Linked DNA regions of Homo sapiens: region 2 is linked to region 1. The links are chromatin loops, found by intact Hi-C in ENCODE. Cell type or tissue: GM12878. All regions are shown on one strand.

The links. A loop is a pair of places that touch in the nucleus more often than their neighbours do. Peaks named below come from ENCODE experiments on the same cell type or tissue, not always from the same donor. Only the 100,000 strongest peaks of a DNase experiment are listed, where the experiment ranks them.
Region 2: a loop joins it to region 1, with 3 times the contacts of the local background. A loop is called at or near these places in 1 of 110 quality-filtered maps.

The regions. Positions count from the first base shown.
Region 1 is chrX:30,710,276-30,715,275 of GRCh38, reverse strand. All of the region lies in intron 13 of GK (glycerol kinase), which reads right to left. GK-AS1 (GK antisense RNA 1) reads left to right here. Exons shown (of 1, transcript NR_046603.1): 1 at 1-5,000. Among named protein-coding and RNA genes, the nearest start is that of GK-AS1, 5.3 kb to the left of the region's middle. In GM12878, a CTCF peak has its summit at 2,097; a DNase peak (open chromatin) is centred at 1,885; H3K27ac peaks cover 886 bases.
Region 2 is chrX:30,591,929-30,596,928 of GRCh38, reverse strand. No RefSeq gene overlaps it. Among named protein-coding and RNA genes, the nearest start is that of TASL, 17 kb to the right of the region's middle. RefSeq lists a silencer at 2,973-3,082. In GM12878, a CTCF peak has its summit at 2,928 (motif pointing right); no DNase peak of the experiment used is centred here; H3K27ac peaks cover 1,732 bases.

The DNA of each region.
Region 1 (5,000 bases):
GCAAATACATTTTTCTTCAAAAGCTCCTTGACATGAATGCCACTGCCACAAACAGTATAAAAATAAAGCAGGATATTTCAGGATGCAGTAGAATTGTAGCTTACAAGGCAATTAGGGTGAAAATTGGTGAGTATGGAGAAAAATCAGGTAAAGTAAAGATTACCCTAAATTGCTTACAATCATTCATCAGGCATAGCAAACACAGTTTTGTGTATACTACAGTGCTATGTATCTGTACGTATATGATTTATAATGTAGTTAATTTGTATATATTAGATTACAAATGCAGTGTCTAACTCTATAGCATTTTTAATTGCATAGAGAAAGGGAAGAGTTGAATTGGAGCAACATTATTTTTGAAATGTAACAGATTTCATTAATACTTCAGTAACAAGTTGGGGAACTAAAATTAAAAGCATTTATTGCTCAGAAAGTATACTTTTCAAGAAAGAACATTATAAAAGTTCATAAACAATGTTTATATGCTTGTGGCAGATAGACTTTTAATTAAGGTGGCTCCCATGATCCCTGCCTCCTGATGTGCATACCCTTGCATAATCCTCGCCTCTTGAGCGTGGTGATATCTGTGACTTTCTTCTACCCAACAGTACATGTCAAAAGTGATGGGATATGTGTGGTGATGTGTACGTGCTTCCATTACATGATTTACTGTGCCTGTCTTGCTGGAGATATTCCCTCCCTTCCTGACTTTAAGGAAGCAGAGAACCACTGGGGGTCCCTCAGATAGCAGGGAACTGCAGGTAGCCCTAGGAGCTGAGGGTGGCCTCCATCTGACAGGTAGCAAGAAACTGAAGTCCTCAGTTCCACAACCACAAGGAACTGAATTTTGCCAATAACCTGAATGAACCTGGAAGCAGATTAAACCTCAGATGACAGCAGAGCCTCAGTCAACATCTTGACTGCAGCCCTGTGAGACTCTGAGCAGGGTACCCAGCTAAGCTGTGCCTGGATTCTGAACCCATGGGAACTGAGAAACAATAAATGTGTTGTTTTAAGCCACTTAAGTTTGTGGTAATCTTGTTACACAGCAATAGATAATCTATTACATAGGTTTATACCTAAAATAGGGATTTAGCTCAAGAAGGATGAAAAACTCTAAAAAGGAAATCTTAACGCTATAATCGTTAAACCATAACAAAGAAAAGATAGGGGAAGAGATATTTAAAGAAACCAGGGAGGCAATATAGGGAACCCTCTTTGAAGCTCATATTTAAAAAGAAAAAAATGGCCTAACATAGGATTCGGTATTTGAACAATATTTAATGGGTATGTATTATCTGCCAGCCTGCTGGGACAGAGTGGTAAACAAGATAGACAAGTACCCTGGCCTCAGGAAATCTATATTCTAGTGACAAAACACGGAACATGGAAGTCTCAAGTCATAAGTAAGCTCAGGTTCATACTCATATTAAAAGTTCCCAAAAGGATTTTTGTTTTGTGAAACAGTATTTGGAAAAAGAAGAGGAACAAGGATGCCAGAGGGAAGGCAGAACCACTCAATGGCTCTATTTTGCTCCAGTCTCTTCCACTACTGAGAAATATTTTCCAACTAGAAAGGGTGGGACAAATTTAACCAGTTTAATATGAGTTTAATGTCACAGAACAACTTAAGGATCATGAACACCTATTTCTTTTTACAAATAATGAAAATGAGAATTTAGAGGTATTAAAATGTCAGGCCTTACTATCACCTGCCAGGGGCTTCAGGGAGAGAAAAAGAGTTCTCTTGGTGATGAAAAAGAAGATGCAGATGCTTACATGAGCAGAAATAATGAGTTTGTACTTCAAAAATCCCCTTTGTTCTAACCACAGAGGATAACAGACACGATATAAAAGAGAAAACTGAAACAACATGCTGACTCAAATACAGAATAACATCTATGTGGACAGACACGGAAACACATAACCAAACAGGACTGAAGCCACAAGCATGATGGCTTCTGATTTATTTTTCTATATGTGTCAGGGAGTAGGAGTGGTGGCTGGGAACTGGTTCCTCCAGAAGAAAGGGGTCCAAAATGTTTTGCGCAAGACAGGGAATAGAATCAGGCTCAATGCTTGAAGCCAGGAGCTAGGTGGCGCTCTCTTACTTGTGTAGGGATGCTAGAAAAACAAGCAACTGTGTATTTGCTGACTGAGGCTATATGGCTTAATGGAAGACAAGGCTGGAAGTGACAATTCTAAACTATACGAAGAAATCTTGTATTAAGAAATCCAACAAGGCCGGGCGCGGTGGCTCACGCCTGTAATTCCAGCACTTTGGGAGGCCGAGGCGGGCGGATCACCAGGTCAGGAGATCGAGACCATCCTGGCTAACACGGTGAAACTTCGTTATTTCCAGTCTTTACTAAAAATACAAAAAATTAGCCGGGCATGGTGGTGGGCATCTGTAGTCCCAGCTACTCGGGAGGCTGAGGCAGGAGAATGGCGTGAACCTGGGAGACAGAGCTTGCAGTGAGCCGAGATCAGGCCACTGAATTCCAGCCTGGGCGACAGAGCGAGACTCCATCTCAAAAAAAAAAAAAAAAAAAAAAAAAGAAAAGAAAAAAGAAATCCAACAAACTTAATAGCTGGACTAGAGTTCATTCCGGCCTAACACAGATTTTAAAATACATATGTTTTAAGTATTCGGAGATAAATTAGGAAATGACTTCCATTTTAAAAACAAACAAACATGAAACTAAGAATAAAAAAAAAAGAGAACTGAAACAAAATCAGGTGGATGTGAAAAATAACCAAATAAAAACTATAGAAATGAAAATATTAAATAAGATGAAAAATGTACTAGATGGGGTAAACTCTAGACTAGATAGAGAGGATGAGTAAACTAGCATTCCCCCATATTGCTGGTAGGAGTGTAACTTGACACATCTACTGTGAAAAATGGTTTGCACTATCTACTCAAAGTGAAGATACACATAATCTATGGCCTAGAAATTCTACTCCTACAGAAAGGTGAATACATTTACATCAGGAGGCATATACAAAAATGTTCATAGCAGCATTTTTCATAATAGCCAAATACTGAAAACAACTCGAATGTCATCAACAGCTGAATAAATACTAAACTTCAATAATTTCATATAGCAATAAGAAGCAATGAAAAAAACAGCTATGTATAATACTGTGGATGAATCTCACAAACATAATGTTGAGTGAAAGAAGCCAGATCAAAAAATACAAAAAAATACATACTAAGTGACTCAGATATGCATGCACATGCTCTCTCTCTCTTTTCTTTTATATTTTTAATATATCAAATATTAAACACATGCAAAACTAAACTCTGGTGTTCAGGGCTGCACATTTAAGTGTTAGAACTACAAAGAAAAGTAAGGAAGTGATTATGATAAAAGTCAGGCTGATGTTTATCTCAGGGAGAGGGAGGAAGTTGTGATCGTGGGGCAAATAGAGGTTCTTGGGATTGGCGGCGTTCTATGAACAAGTTACATGAGCCTTTATAATAATTTTTCAAGTTGTACATTGATATTTAATGCATTTTTCTCTATGTGTCTTATATTTCACAATACAAAAAAGGCTTTTATGATTTGTCTTGTTTGTTTTAAAGAGAGGATTTGGAAATGGAAGGTAGATACTGAGAAACTCACCAGGGACGCAGCACAGAGAAACAAAGAGATTAAAAAAATATAAAAGGGCAGTTAAGAGACATGGATGATGGGTTGAAAGGTTCCAATATTCATCCAATAGCAATTCCAGAAGAGGATGGAGGTAATGGTAGAGGAGCAATATTTGAAGAGATAATTGCTGAGAACTTTCCAGATCTGAAGACAGACTTGGATCCAAGTACCTAACAGGATAAATAAAAATAAATCCAAACACAGGCATATCATAGTAAAACTACAGAACATCAATGATAAAGAGATAATGTTAGAAACTCCCAGACAATAAACCAGATTATCTACAAATGAACCACATATTGACAGCAGAGGTCTCATCAACATCGAAAATGGCCAGAAGGGATGTGGGAAAAACAATTGTTAATATAGGCTTTTATACTCATCCTCAGAGTGAGGGCAAAACAAAGACAAACCTAAAAAGAATAGGCTTACTATCCCACACTAAAACTAAAAGAACTATAGAAGGATGCCCCTCAGCAAAAAAAAAAAGAAGAAGAAAAAAAGGAAAAAAGTAGGTGGGAATAAAAAAGGTGTGAGACCAAAGAAATGATACTGGACACAAACTAAGAAAAATAAGTCAATAAATATGATTTACTGTGGACTGCAAAGAAAACAACAGTAATTATTACATGTTGAACAAAATGGGGGAAATGAAAGCTTTAAACAAAATAACACAATTGGTGATGGAGGCGGTAGAATAAAATATTAGAGTTCCTTATCATGGTCGGGAGATTAAAAATACCAAAAAATGACATACACTCTTAGAAAAATATATGGTTAAACAATATCTTAAAAATCTGAGGGTATACGCAAAAGAAAAAAAATCACCAAAATAAAAACATAGAAATGTATCTTATTGTTCCCAAATCAGCAGAGGAAGAATGGAAAAAGACTAAAAGACTGAAGATGGGTAGCTATAGTTTTAGGTTTTAAAGAGCATAAAGACTAAAATTTTCCTATCTCCAACTTCTAAGCCTAACAACAATTGATCAAATGAAAGACAATATTATTAAATATATACTTTGTAAGCATTTACAAAAAAAGGAATTAGTATGACCAAGTGAAATTAGCATGTGTTTACTGATAAAAAGTTTTACCAGTCTAGCATTATTCCCCACCCTTGTTTTTTGGTTTGGTTTAATTTAATTTTTTTTAAATGTTTGTTAATTGTAAAAAAAAATTAAGAAAACAAAGAAAAAAATTCTAACTACACCGTTAACATATTAGTATGCGTATGTGTGTTGTTGTTGTTGCTGAGACCGCTAGGTTAGCAGATGAAGGAAGGGACATAAGCTAGATGCAGTGACAACAACACTGGACTTGGGAGACTGGAGCCCAGAA
Region 2 (5,000 bases), 120 kb after region 1:
ATTTTGTCTCTCCTCGAGGAAATGAAACAAATAAACCAAGATCTTTTGATCATATGACATTTTGGATGCAAATAGGCAAAAGTATTTGTTTCAAGCATTGAAGTACTTCCTTTATTCAAGTAATAATTACAAGTATCTTAATTATAATTTTTTTATTCAGAGTTTTTCATTACTATTTCTACTTAGGAGATTTTGTGGGATTTTTTTGTTTTGTTTTGTTTTGTTTTTTGAGATGGAGTTTCACTCTTGTTGCCCAGGCTGGAGTGCAGTGGCGCGATCTCGGCTCACTGCAACCTTTGCCTCCCGGGTTCAAGCAATTCTCCTGCCTCAGCCTCCCGAGTAGCTGGGATTACAGGCATGTGCCACCACACCCGGCTAATTTTGTATTTTTAGTAGACATGGGGTTTCTCCATGTTGGTCAGGCTGGTCTCGAACTCCCGACCTCAGGTGATCCACCCGCCTCAGCTTCCCAAAGTGCTGGGATTACAGGCGTGAGCTACCATGCCTGGCCAGGAGATGTTTTAGTAAAATGGTTTTGAAGCCATTCCTCTTGGGCTAAAATCTTAGCACCATAGTTACTAGCTGTGTCCTTGAGAAGTTCTTTGGGTCTCTGTTTCCCTATGTTCTAAAATAGGGTGTATATGGGTACCCGCCTGTTGGAATGATTAAATAAGTTAATACATTTAAAGTTCAACTGTTTTTAGTGCATAATAAATGCTTGATATGCCTTAATATCTGTTATTTACACCCTAAACGGTTCAATAGAAGGAAAACAGCTTGGCGTAGTGGCAACAGAGTAAGCTTAGAATCAGGAATATTTCGATCTAAATCCTGATCCTTGCTTGATCTTAGAAAATTATTTAGCCTTTCTGAGCTTCAATTTATTTATTTGTAAAATAGGAATAGTAACATATAGTTTGTGGATGTTACTGTGAATCTTAAGACAATAAATAAATAACCCAAGTATGGTGAATATTCTAATCTCAGCAATAAATAGGTAAATGCATGCTAAACTTGCCCCGCCTGCCTCCCCTACCAGTACTGCTTTATGTTCTTTTAGGTCAGCAGTTCTCAAAGTGTGCTTCCCAAGGCATTTCAGGGGAGTCCATATCAAAACATTCTCGTAATAATACCAAGATGCTGTTTTCCTTTTTCACTGTATTAACGATTGCACTGGTGGTGCAAAAGCAATAAACAAAATTCCGACTCCTTAGCGTGTATCAAGGCAGTGGTGCTAAACTTTACTAGTAGTCATTGTATTTTTCATCCCCACACACTCACAGTTTTAAACTCACAGGTTGCAGTGAGCAGAGATCGTGCCACTGCACTCCACCTGGCGACAGAGTGGGACTCCATCTCAATAAAATAAAATAAAATATAATATAATATAAAAAATAAAGTTAAAAAATTTAAAAAAATTTAAAAGCCTCTCTCATTTAAGAATGTCCTTGATGAAACAGCAAGAATTATTAATTTTATTAAATCTTGACTCAAGTACACTTAAAAAACTTCCCTGCAATGAAATATGAGGCATGCATAAAGCACTTCCGCTGCACACTGAAGTAGAATAGATGCCGCCAGGAAAAGCATTTGAGTGATTGGGTTGATGGCTTAACTAGTGGCTTTTCTCGTGAAACACTATTTTTACTCCAAAGAGCAACTGGCAAACCATGGTTTTTCAGACTTGGAGATCTGGCAAACATTTGCTTGAAAATGAATGAAGTCTGTTTGTCACTTCAAGGAAAACAACTGACAGTATATATGTGGCCAACAATGAAACTCAAGTGTTCAAATGAATATTACAATTTTGAAAAACCTATTCCACTATTGGGATTTTGACAGCATCTCAGTACCTACTGACTCTCCTGATGAGACTGGTTGTGATATTAACAAATGTGATGTTTTGATATTATACAGTAGGAAATGTGCCAGCATTTGGAAGGGCTGCATAACTCAGGGAACTGATATTTTTTCAAATGACCAATGTATGATATAAAATCTTGCATGAGTAAATGATGCATTAAAAGTATAAGATGGATCAATGGGTTTTAATATAATGAAGTACAAGAAGTTCATAATATACTTTCTGTTCCACATTACAAGCAACCTTTAAGAAATTGTCACTTGTCAAGTTTTGGTGTTGTGTCCAAGAGGAATATCCACAGTTATCTGAAAAGCTTTTAACACACTCTTTCCTTTTTCAACAGCATATTTCTGAGAGGCTGGATTTTCTTCATATACTTCAAGTAGAATTCTTCAATCAAAACAGCTTATCCCAATAGATTAAATGCAGAAACTAATTGTCTTCTATAAGCCAGGTGTTAAAGAGATTTGTAGAAATAGAAAAGGATGCTACTCTTCTCGTTAATTTTTTTGAAAAATAATTTTTAAATCAAAAGTACATTATTTATATTACCACATAATGGGTCTATTATTATAATTATTAAATGGGCCAATAAATGTTTCAAAATTTCTTAGTTTTAATTTTGCTTATGGACAATATCAATATAACCCACATAAGAGCTCTTTGAAATTCTCCATAATTTTGTTTGCTTGTTTTGTTTCTTTATAGACAGGGTCTTGCTTGTTGAGTGCAGTGACTATTCACAGGTGTAGTCGTAGCTCACTGCAGCCTTGAACTCCTGGGCTTAAGCAATCCTCCTGCCTCAGCCTCCCAAGTAACTGGGACTGAAGGCACGCACCACTCTCCACAATTTTCAAGTGTGTAAAGGAATCCTGACACCAAAACGTTTTATAACTGCTACTTTAGATCATTATTTCTGAACACTAGAATGGCTCAACACTAGAATCACCTAGGGAACTTTAAAAAATGACCAATGCTTGGCACCAACCCAGATAAATTAGAGTATTTGTGTTTGCAACCCAGGTATTAATATATATGTACTTTTAGAAACTCACCAGGTGGCGCACCTGTACTCCCAGCTACTAGTGGGGCTGAGGCAGGATGATCGCTTAAGCCCAGGAGGTTGAGGCTGCAGTGAGCTGTGATTGCACCACTGCACTCCAGCTTGGGTGACAGAGTGAGACCCTGTTTAAAAAAAAAAAAAAAAAACAGCGAAAAAACTCCCCAGATATTACTAATGTACATCCAAAGTTAAAAACTATTGCTGTAGGGTAGTCTAATCGTAAGAATCTTCTGAGGCAGTTGTTAAATGTGGCAGTCCCAGGTCCAAATCTAATGAACCAAATCTCCAGGGGAAGGGCCTAGAAAATCTGCATATTTAATAAGCACATCAGGTGATTCTTAAAATGAGATAATTTGGGAAACATTCCACCTTTCTCTTCCCAACTTCCTCATTCTTGATGACAGGCTCATTAGTTGCTAACAAAGGCATTATTCAACTAAATTCGACCCACAGAAGTTTGGAGTATATGCCTTAAAACCTATCTTTTAATGTGAGATTTTGCTGCAGAAATGGCTTTAAAACTTAAAGTTTTGAAAGTATAAAGACACAGTAGTTAGTTGTTTGACAAGGCACTATTCTCGTGTGGAAGGTCTCTTGTCCAGGCAACTCAAATTTCACAGTTTTGTGGGGGGCACTTTATGAATTTGAGTTGGGTAAATGAATGAATTCTGCATGGGCAGCTGACTCTTCACCTTAAATGTTCAGAGGGACCTACGTCAGAGGACCAGAAAGAACCAGTTTTTCTGACTTGATCATCTTGTAATTCAGATAAAAGCTTTGTAAATACAAAAAAACATGTCCTCATGAATTGCAAGAAGGAAAATAGACCCAAGGAGAGGTTCAAATGGATTACCTTGGAGTGCAGACTAGAAAGGGGTTTATGGGAATCACTTGAGAAGTGAAACTTGCCCGAATAGAATATATCCTCAAATTCCGACTTTTTCTCTTCTGGTGAAACAGGAAGAAGGCACTGTCAGTATTAAATAGTAATTTCCTGTCTGCAACACCACAGTCATTTTTTTTTTCCTGATCAGAGAAGTCCCTGAACTACGAGCCTTTTGGAGGTAGAAATCAAACCTTAGTGGTTTTTATGTATAAAATGCCTAATACCTGGCCCTTAATAAATGCTCAATAAGTAGTTTCTGAATTGAATAAAGTAGTGATCAAGTCTAGATCTCGATGTTAAAAAGGTACAAAAATTCTATAATTCTACATGGAGCATTTCTTTTTTTTTCTTTTGAGACGGATTCTCACTTTGTTGCCCAGGCTGGAGTACTGTGGTGTGATCTTGGCTCACTGCAACCTCCGCCTCCCAGGTTCAAAAGCAATTCTCCTGTCTCAGCTTCTCCAGTACTGGGACTATAGGCGCACACCACCACGCCCGGTTAATTTTTGTATTTTTAGTAGAGATGGGGTTTCACCATGTTGGCCAGGCTGGTCTTGAACTCCTGACCTCAGGTGATCCACCCGCCTCGGCCTCCCAAAGTGCTGGGATGACAGGCGTGAGTCACCGAGCCTGGCCTATATGGAACATTTCTTTAAGGTAACTTGTGTTCAACAAGGCTCACATTGAAAATTGTAAAAATTGTAAGAAAAACTTAGTTCTTCCAGAAAAGATACACATAAAATTGAAAACAATGTTTTCCTTTGGAAAGTGGAAATAAGGGAGTTAGGGGAGAAGACTTTTTTCTTTATAGCTCTGTACCATTATATATATTTTAAACCACGAGCAGGTAATTTATATAAATTATTTTTAAATGACAAGTTCAAAATTTGAATTGCATAATCATTTAAGCGGAGATGTTGAAGGGACTTTGGAAATCCCTCTCCCTTCCCCAGCCCCAACTCACAGAAAAGTTCCAACGGCCTCCTCACTGTTACCTACATGTGGCAGTTGTTAGAATGCCCACAGTTGTCCACTTCTTCCATCAAGAGGTAGATTAATGAGAGTTAATCCAAAGTAATTGTACAGAAATATATTAATTTTATCCTTTCCTATCCTATTACTATTTAATTAACTCAGTAATCTATACTTCTTTGATACTTGCACAATACCTTTAAAAACTGTAATTT